Linked DNA regions of Homo sapiens: region 2 is linked to region 1. The links are chromatin contacts, found by Hi-C or POLR2A ChIA-PET in ENCODE. All regions are on one chromosome and are shown on one strand. Each heading gives the region's core, a stretch centred on a gene start or an enhancer-like site at or near the end of the contact. The rest is flanking DNA. Distances are from core to core; before and after follow the strand shown. Region 1 overlaps LOC124901615 (a long non-coding RNA gene). Region 2 overlaps EEPD1 (endonuclease/exonuclease/phosphatase family domain containing 1).

The links. A loop is a pair of places that touch in the nucleus more often than their neighbours do. ChIA-PET counts read pairs that join two places held with the same protein, here RNA polymerase II (POLR2A). Pooled maps may share reads with other maps.
Region 2: a loop to region 1 is called in a map of OCI-LY7, with 5 times the contacts of the local background. The contact joins two enhancer-like sites. A Hi-C loop is called at or near these places in 1 of 168 maps with a recorded cell type or tissue (OCI-LY7), 5 of 37 single-sample maps with no recorded cell type and 1 of 50 pooled maps. POLR2A ChIA-PET finds 5 or more read pairs at or near these places in 1 of 52 experiments (GM12878).

Annotation. Positions count from the first base shown.
Region 1 is chr7:35,726,996-35,731,966 of GRCh38, forward strand. LOC124901615 (a long non-coding RNA gene) reads right to left here. Exons shown (of 2, transcript XR_007060286.1): 2 at 4,967-4,971. Among named protein-coding and RNA genes, the nearest start is that of LINC03013, 13 kb to the left of the region's middle. RefSeq lists enhancers at 1,688-1,837, 2,288-2,387, 3,298-3,547. Within about 2 kb of position 2,361, at least 9 of the 41 ENCODE cell types and tissues checked have a DNase peak (open chromatin) inside an H3K27ac peak, as active enhancers do; they include OCI-LY7, where a contact is called at or near this core.
Region 2 is chr7:36,189,748-36,194,718 of GRCh38, forward strand. The region is part of intron 2 of EEPD1 (endonuclease/exonuclease/phosphatase family domain containing 1); the gene reads left to right. Among named protein-coding and RNA genes, the nearest start is that of EEPD1, 39 kb to the left of the region's middle. Within about 2 kb of position 2,489, at least 7 of the 41 ENCODE cell types and tissues checked have a DNase peak (open chromatin) inside an H3K27ac peak, as active enhancers do; they include OCI-LY7, where a contact is called at or near this core.

The DNA.
Region 1 (4,971 bases), core at 1,111-3,610:
AACCTGATTTTATATGGTCTGGAGAGACCTGGACATGCTGTAATTAAACTATAATTGCAATTAATGGGCTACTTTGTGAGTAACCTAATCTCATGAAAAAAATGGGTGGCTTACAATAAAATAAGGAGATTGGTGACTTATAATAAAATAAGGGGATGACAGCCATAGCTGAAACATCTATAAATTTGGAAAACCAAGACTCAAGCAAAAAACATTTGAATTGAATTATGCAAAAAAGAGGAAAAATACAAGCTCTGGAAGAATGAAGCCTGCGCCATGGGTACCTTTTAACCACAAGGTTCAGCATTTCTTTTCAAGGAGAACTTATGGCTGGAAATATGGATGGAAGCTGAACAAAGGACTTGTCTTGAACATTGCACACTACTATACTAAAGACTGAGAAAAATGTCAGTTGTTCCTATCAAAGGATGAGGGGGTTGATGGACATCAGCACCTTTGGCATCATTGTTGATTCCAGAGTGTCCTTAGTTTTTGAGCCACCTCCAAGCAGCCTTGTCAATCACTGCAAGATGCATGCCACTGGCTTCCCCCTCTCAGGCGAGAGCCACCTGGGGTACAGACAGTGGGTCCAGCACTGTGGGAGGCATGGCGACAGCCCTCACAGACTCCTCCCATAATTTACACACACTTCCAATAGACTGGCGACCCCCACACCCCCACCAGGTTCCAATGAGAAACACTTTCTAAAGAACTCTCTCTTGTTAGAACAGCTTCCCTGAGCACAGGAACCAGGGAAGCAATCAGCATCAGCTCAGCTTGACTGTCCCCTACTGCCTGTGCATGTCCCTCCAGTAACTAAGCTGTTTTTACTCAACTTTTGGGTGTTAGCTGGTGAGTCATGGCCTCAAGGGAGCCTACACTGACTAGACTAGGCCTGGTGTTGCCCTCTTTACTTCTTCATAATGAGTAAAGGTTGACACAAATTGTGTATTTAATTATTGCAGATAACACAGAGAGGGATCATGCCCATATTGATAGCCCTTCAAGGCCTAGCATAGTGCCTGGAACATGGTAAATAGTAACATTTATGAATGTCAGCATCTCTGCAGAGCTTTCCCTACATGGATTACAGCTTAGGCTAAAGCACTTGATATATTGCCCACTCCTGCTGTTAATATTTTTAACTAGTTATTTTTCATATTATATAAGCAACATGTGAATACAAGTTCATTGTAAAAAAAATCAAACTCATATAAAAGCTATAGTCTTTTATATGTAAATGATGCCACAATAAAGCTACTTTTTAAAAAGCCGCGATCCTCCTTCACAACTCCACACCAGCCCAGTCCCATTCCTTTCCCAGACACACACTCCACTCTTAACAGTTTCATGTGTAAACTTCTAGATCTTCTTCTGTGTGTTTTCATACATGTACATATCTTCATACATTATGTGCTTTCATACATGTATATTCAGATGAATACTCATATATTTGTGTTTTTGCACATATATACATTGTGCACATACATTCAGAGTGTTTTAGTCAGAGTGCAATCAGAAGGCAGAGCAGTGCTAGATATGACATTGCAAGCAGAGGGAATTTAACAGAGATGGTGGGGGAGTTCAGTGGCCACAGAACAGCAGGAAGCCACTATCAACCCTGGAGCTGGAGGGACAGAGGGAGGAAGCAGAGTTACCAGAGCCCAGGAGCTTGGGTCAACTGGAAGAATCTGGGACCATGGCAGCACTTCCAGCTAAATCTGGAGCAGTAGAGGAAGAGGCTATCTGACAGTAGGTGGAGACATGGACGAAACCTATCAGACACCATGTGAAGCAGGGAGAAAGGGAGACATAACCTGTCTTCTTCCCTCCTCTCATTCTCCAGTGTCTGTCACTGGCTCTCCTTAGCCAGTCTGGAAATGAGCCTGGAAAATGTAGTTCCCAAGGATACAAAGCCCAGATAGAGGATGGTCTGGAATGGATCTGAGAGCAAGCAGACAAAAGGCCAGCACATGAAGTTGAAAATAAAACACATAAATAGCATCATGGTATATGTAATGTTCTAAATTTATCACTTACCATTTTTACAGAGATAAAATCTGGTTAAAATGGCCATTGAGAGCAGGCTTGATCCACAGAATGAAAGGTACAGCAGGAGAGCACAGAGGCAGACAGCAAGGAAAGACATGCTACAGAAGGGCAGCCCAGGGGCTGGGGTGGGTGCAGGTCTTGTTCCTTGGGAACCAGGCCTGATCTGCTCTGCAGAGTGGGAGGAGGGCAGGAGTATGAGATGACCATTGCCCAGCAGTAGTATCAAAGACTCAGAGAGTTTACAGCCTGAAGGAAACTTAGGTCTCCCATTTCAACTCATGACTTCTACAGAATAAGGAACTGAAAAGCAGAAAGTGATGGGCCCGGCAACCCAAAGTATCTCAGCTAGTTTTTTTTTTTTTTGTCATTTTTGGTTTTTTGGGGCATGGTGGAGGAGGTGTTAGGGGACAGTTTAGCACCAATGCCTCCTCTTCCTGCTGTGAGTCACCGAGCAGCCTAGCAGAAAAGCTGTGAGGAGAAATGAGAAGCTCTAGAGGCAATCAAGCTCATCTGTCCTGCTGGGGGGCCAGTGTTAGACACCTGACATGTCTTAAAAGCGGAGTCACCAAAGGACATCTTTTTCTTAGAAACTCCCCTAGCCTCCAGAGTCTGGTTTTAAACTGTCTGTGGCATAATCTCAGAGCCTCCAGCAGGTCTCAGGGACTGTGCTAGATACAAAGATGAATGAGATAAGATAATGAACAAGAGACATATTTCCAGGAGCTCTGAGCCTCACAGGGAATCAGAAGTGAATAAAAGGGAGCATGATGCAATGTGATAAATATAATACCTATGGCACAGAAGAGGAGTTGATAATTGCTGGGGGAAGCAAGAGCAGGGAGCTGGGAAAAGAAAGCTTCACAAAGGTAACCGCAGGGAAAGTGTTGAAGGAGGAATAGGAGCTTTTCAGAACACTAACCCCAATGTTAATAACTGAATTAGACCAACCTTCCCCAAAGACCACTATTATTCCTCAAGGATTTACACAGAAACTGTTCTTATCCCATTTACCTCTTATTACATAATGGGAACCCCCCACCCACCCACACACACACACACATATTTGAAAGTATATGATAGATGAAATGAGTTCACTGCCCCATCAACCATGATCGGCAGGGCCAGATTAAGATCTTCAGAGACTCTGGGCACTGCAAAGTTGATGGTGCTTCCATACGTAATTTAATGTAGGAAACAATGCCATCATGCACATGCCTGTAAAGAAGTCCAGCAAAGTTCTGGTTTTTCCTACAATGACACATTTTAGATGTTTTTCAAAATATCAAATAGCCAACATCACCCATGTAATGGTACTGGGATTCTTTTGGTGCCCCTGCTCTGCCAGTGCCCATGCCTGCTTATGGGTGACCCTGCACTGATGAGGCAGCCCCTTCCCACGCCAGAAACCCCAGGTGGGGTTGGCCTCATAAGTTCATATTCCTATTCTTAACCAAATGGACTTAAAGTTGTTCTTTCACTTCCCCATATATCACATGCATTATGACTTTGTTCTTTATCCCTTTCTGTCAACAAACACTCAACCTGCAACCCACGAAGGCCGTCTGAAGGTCTAGTGGTCTGGTTAACCATAAAGAAAGACTGGTGTGAGAAATGCTATTTTCTTATACTAAGCTCAGCTGCTTGTAGCAAGAGGAAGACCATGTGACAGTGAGGTGTTTATGAGCACAGGCTTTAAAAACAGCCATGGTTTAGCCGGGCGCAGTGGTTCATGCATGTAATCCCAGCACTTTGGGAGGCTGAGGTGGGCAGATCATGAGGTCAGGAGCTCGAGTCCAGCCTGACCAACATGGTGAAATCCCATCTCTACTAAAAAAAATACAAAAATTAGCCAGGCATGGTGGCACACGCCTGTAATCCCAGTTACTCAGGAGGCTGAGGCAGGAGAATCGCTTGAAACCTGAGAGGCAGAGATTGCAGTGAGCCAAGATCGCGCCACTGCACTCTAGCCTGGGAGACAGAGCAAAACTCCATCAGAAAAAAAAAAAGAAAAAAGAAAAAACAGCCATGGCTGGGTTCAACATTTGCTCTTTCACTTAACCATACGATCTTGGGCAAGTTACTTTACACCTGTAAATCCAAATTTTATCATCTATAAAATGTGCTTAATAATAGCACCAGCCGGGCGTGGTGGCTCGCGCCTGTAATCTCAGCACTTTGGGAGGCCGAGGCAGGTAGATCACCTGAGGTCAGGAGTTCGAGATCAGCCTGGCCAACATGGTGAAAACTCATCTCTACTAAAAATACAAAAATTAGCCGGGGGTGGTGGCGGGCACCTGTAATCCCAGCTACTCGGGAGGCTGAAGCAGGAGAATAGCTGAACCCAGGAGGCAGAGGTTGCAGTGAGCCAAGATTGCGCCACTGCGCTCTAGTCTGGGTGACAAGAGCAAAACTCTGTCTCAAAAAAAAAAAAAAAAAAAACAGCACCTACCTCCTTACCTCATGAAGTAATTTGTTGAACAAATATTTAGTATACTCTTACTATGTGCCAGGCACTATCCTTGAACAGGGGATACAGCAGTGAGCAAACAAAATCTTTGCCCTAGAGCTTACATTCCAGAGGAAAAAGATAGACAAAAAAAAAAATAGATATCATGTATATATTTAATTATATATAATTATATATCATGTTACAAGGAAAGAGCTAGGCAGCATTGGGGAGAGCTTTCATTTTAGATGGAGTGACCAAGAGCCTGAGTGATAAGGTGACTCTATGGACATGAAAGTGACAGGTAGGCACCAGGGGGACAGCCTTCCAGGCAGGGGGAACAGTCTGCACAGAGGCCCTGAGGCAGAAGCAAGCCTGAATGTTTGAGGAACAGTGAGTATGGCTGGAGTCAACCGAAGGTGGAGCACAGTGGAGGAAAATGAGGTCAGAGAGTAGGAGACTGAAGGGTTTTG
Region 2 (4,971 bases), core at 1,239-3,738, 460 kb after region 1:
GGCCTGCAAATGGATTTGGTTCAGTTCCTTTGTCTGACACTGGATCTGACATTTTAAGCAAATTATTTTGCCTTGCATTGCCTTGCCTCAGTTTCCTCATCTATAAAATAAAAATACATAACATGACCAGGCAGAGTGGCATGTGCCTATAGTCTCAGCTACTTAGGAGGCTGAGGCAGGAGGATCGCTTGAGCCCAGGAGTTTGAGGACAGCCTGGGCAATGTAGTGAGAGCCTGTATCTTAAAATAATAATAACAACAATTACATGATTTTGATGGCATGTGGAAAAGCGTGGAAGTTTCCTTTTGCATGGTGCTTGGCATGTACAAAACACATAGTGAAGGCTGGGTGTGGTGGCTCACACCTATAATCCCAACACTTTGGGAAGCCAAGATGAGAGGATCACTTGAGCCCAGGAATTTGAGACCTGCCTGAGCAACATAGTAAGATCCTGTCTCAACAACAAATTTTAAAGTTAGCTGGGCATGGTGGTTCATGCCTGTATTCCCAGCTACTTGGGAGGCTGAGACAGGAGAATCACTTGAATGCAGGAGTCAGAGGCTACAGTGAGCTATGATTGCACCACTGCACTCCAGCCTGGGCAACAGAGCGAGACCCTGTCTCAAACAAACAAATATAACACATGGTGAGATACTAACTATGGATTCCAGTTTGGGCTGACTCTTGATTTGACTCCTGCGTCTTATCCCCCACTCTCATTCCTGTGACATAATCAGACAAAAATCAACATAATCCTGACCAAGAAACAGTCCTTGCCTGACTTTTCAAAGCTGCAAGTCCATTTTTAGACATGGGCCACCATGCAGGTGAATCTGTGGGAGTGATAACCAGCACTTGGGGCCACCTTGGCAGACTTGCAGAGGGGGAAACATCTGGCAGCTTCCTTTGTTCCAATGGGTTTATTTTAGGCCTCTGAGTCTCTGATACCTAGTGGAAGCCTGGCACACAAAAATAATACTAATCCAGGTACAGCTATAAAACAAATGACTCTTTCAAAGTGGGGGAGGTTGGGGATAAAGCATGTAGCTTGGTTATCCCAGGTTACTGTTAGAAAGGAGAAGCCCACCCTGGGGTAAGGGTCGTTATCCTTCCTGGGATGTGTCTCAGGACAGGCTCAGGCATGACTTGCAGCCAGCACCCCCGGAATGCCCGGCCTTCCTCATTTTGGTCTCTTGCAGGCCACCTTCCCTTAAGTCACTATCGGTCACTGACCTCTTCCCCAGAAAAGGCTTAAGAGGTCTCTAGACTTACAATGATTTCTATGTCCACTCTTAGGAACTTTTATTTGCTCATTTGGGCCAGGTGGCATAAAATCAAATGGTGCTTAGAAGTGACCACACTGGTATCAGGTCATGAAGTGTGCCCCATTTCTGTCAGGGAAGCATTCTCCTGAGAAGTCCTGGTTTGTGCCAAGCATTGTTATCTTGGATGACTTGGGTCCTGGTCCTGAAATTGAGCATGTGCTTAAAATGACAAGAGGGAGTAAATAGGACAAGTAGATAGGTTAGCCTGGTCATTCCTAGGTCAGAGTGGCTTCTGTTGAGAACTGAAAATTAGGCTGAAGCCTTTGCAGAGCAGCTGGACAGATAAGCATGGAGGAGAGTGTATGCACACTGGAGAGGTGGGAAGAGGGAGGGGAGAGGACGAGGCTCAGATAGAACAAGAGAGTGCAGGAGAGGGGCAGAGATGCTGTGGTAGACTCTGGAACCACCAGTGATGCTGCTGTCATCCTGGCAGCTTGGAAGCAGCTATCATCCTGGCTGCCGCATCTGGCCCCTGTGACAGCTGAAACCAAAGGTGGGACTGGCTGGAGCTAACTAGAACTGGTTTTCCGCAGTGAGATTTCACCCCACACAGAAGAAGAGAGAAGAAGGCTCAGACTGGGAATGATTCAGTGACGTGTTCAGCTGCCTGGTGTGTTATAGTTTGAGCCATCCCAGGAGGTGCAAATCTTCAGCACTTTGGACTAAAAACAAACGCAGACTTATGCCCTGACCATTCCAGCGGGCAGCACTTGCTGTCTGATCGGACATGTTTCATTTTAGGAAATTGCTCATTTCTGTTAGTCTCAGGGAGCTATCATGGACCAGGAACTGCAGTCTTTTCTGGTGTGGGAGTCTGGGATCCTAAACTGTTGTGAGACCCCTGCTACATGCCCTTAAGTTTGAAGGGGCAGTTTCAGGAGGTAAAGATTAGGGGCTCTTCTTTAGAAGAGTCTAAGCCTTTACAAGAGTCTTTACGAGACTCTTTCCGCGTTGTCGAAACCCCATAGGTTAAAATGTCTCATCTGTGTGCTCTGCACAGGCACACAGAGGCCTGAGTCGAATTTAAAAGAAGGCACTGGGCACCCAAGCCCTTCACCCTTTTCTAAAAGAGGAGCACATGAGCTTTGCATTGCAGATGCAATTTTTATTTTTAAACACCGTAAGTGATGGCGTGTGAGCAGTGACGCATCCACAGCCAGCTAATCTGTATTGTGTAAAAACACACAAACCACAAATTATTTTTAAAAGGGAAGAAAGCAGAAGAACAGATGCAGCAAACTCCTTGTATCACGTGAATTGAGGAGAAAAACTCCACCAGATGCGTTTCTGAGCAACAGCAGAGGGAACACTAGCATGCCCAGATGGGGCAGGGAGTTCTGTCTGCCTGCTTCTCTGGGGAAGACACCTTTCTTTGTGTCCAATTTCCAGGACAGTGACACTGTCTATTTTTGTGTGCATGTATTTCTTCTTTCTCTTTCTTTAAAAAAAAAAAATTAACAATTACATACATATTGAAAAGTACAGCAGTCAGAGAAGTGTGCAGTATTGTTACAAAGTGAGCCAACCTGTAACTCAAGTCGCAGAAATTTACCCGGCGAAGGCCTGTGTCTTACTCAACACACCTGGGTTATGAAATAGCCTATTATATAACCCAGCTCCCCTTACATTTTTTTTAAAAATGAGATTAACATCTAAGAAGTAACAAAAATGGTACTCCTTGGACCATGACTAGAACTAAATGTTGTTTTCGTGAATGCGGTTAGAGACCTTCTGGATCAAGAAACACAGAGCATCCGAGTGGGAAGCATTCTGTCTTCTGTCCTTGGCTCCAGTAGCCTGGTTGGGCTGCATGTTCTCCATGAGGATGAGTGGTGGCCAGATCTCCGGACCAGGTGGAAGGCTGTGCAGGGCATCCCTTCTCTGTCGGTTTCCTGGGTGGGGCTTGGTCACTGGAGTGGGGATGCGCAGCGAGGGGCAGCTCAGGGCTGGACTCTTCACTGCTGTCTTCTGATGGTCTCAGCTGGAAGCTGCTGGGTGCTAGTCTGCACTGAAGAACCCCCAGCCCAGTGGGGGAGGCAAGCCGGGCACAGAGCAGTGCGTCATGATGGGGGCACAGGATTCCGTGGACATTGGCAGCAGGCATGCTCACCACATCTTGGGGTGAGTGGGATGGCAGGGAAGGGTCCCAGAAGAACTGATGAGGAATGCCAAGGTGGAAGTGCCAACCAGCAGAAGTTAGATGGAGAAGAGGCCCAGAGAGCAGAGTTCCCGAGAGGGAGAGTGTGCAGAAGCCTGGAGCCTGGAGAGGGGAGGAATGAAGGCGGGATGAGGTATGGCCAGAGAGCAGAGGGAATGCCACACAGGAGGACAAAGGAGAGATGCAGCTAGATGAGGAGAGAACAGCCACTTCATGCCAGCCTTGGGAGGTCCCCCGGGGAGTGCGGTCCCCTGAAGGCAGAGGCAGAGGGAGGCCATGGGAAGCACCCAGGGCTGGGCTCTGGGTGTATCTTCTGTGTTTTGATGGAGTGCTGCCCAGAGGTGCTGGGTCCCCTGTCCTAGGAGAGTCCTGTGTCTAGAAAAGCTCCAGGGACCACGGCCTTCAGATGGCCCTGCCTGTGGACACTGCGAGTATTGTTTGGCCTTCAGTGAGGGGCAGTCTTGATCAAGAAAATGTTCCTAGGGCTATGTTTCCAAGAGGAATTCAGAAACCCAGGCCGTCAGGTCCCGTGGTCAGCAGGTGGCCAGCGGCAGAGCGGCCACACCCATCCTGGTGCCCTCTCTTTATGGCTGCCACCTCCCTCTGGGAGGGCCTGGGGGACCCTGACACCATTCTGTGGGAGAGATGACAGTAAAATTAGGCTGTGGACATAATGTGAGCATCTTGAGAGTTCAGGAGCCTCTTATCCCCATTTGCATCCTCAGAGCCCTGCAGGTCCCCACCAGTCCCAGGACTTGCCGGTTCTGGGTTTATTTTGTGTGGTCTTTGAACTCCATATTTTGCGTTCTTTTCATCACAGAAGAACTATGGCTACTTCTATTGTGAGGCCAAAAGAAGACCTAGTCCATCTGAGAGGGACCTGCAGAATTCCAGTTCCATGTGGTGAAGAGGATGTGGGTGTCTGCAGTACTGAATTTGGTAGTATGCTGCTTGCAGTGAATGTCCTCTCATTTGGCACATCCCCCAGGCCCTGAGGGCTTCCGTGGGAACAGCTTTAGCTTCAGATCCAGGTCCAGGCACCATAAGTACATGTTGGAGGAAGAAATCCTTGAATGAATGGATGAATGAGTGAATGATTGAATTCCAGTTTCAACCTGAGGCAGGATATTTGAGTTAGTGATTTTTACCCCAAAGTAATTCTGGCATCCTACTCCATCTCTTCCTTGTGACCCTCTCCAAGATGAGTGTGTTTCCTTTTAAGGTGGGGGCAGCACAGAAGACTTCCCCATCCTGGTTCCTCCTCCTGCCCCCTTCCTTCCCAGGCTTGTTACCTCTGCATTTCCCTTGTATCAGAACCTAAGTCTTCTGAATCAAATCCCCCTAGAACTTGTGAACATTCATCTCAGATCTTACACTCATGGGAAAAAGCCCCCCATATGGCTTTCCATGGATGTGACTCTACAACCTAGGAGGAGTCCCAGGCCAGGCCTGGGCTGGACCCGGAAGAGCGAAGGAATTGATCATGGA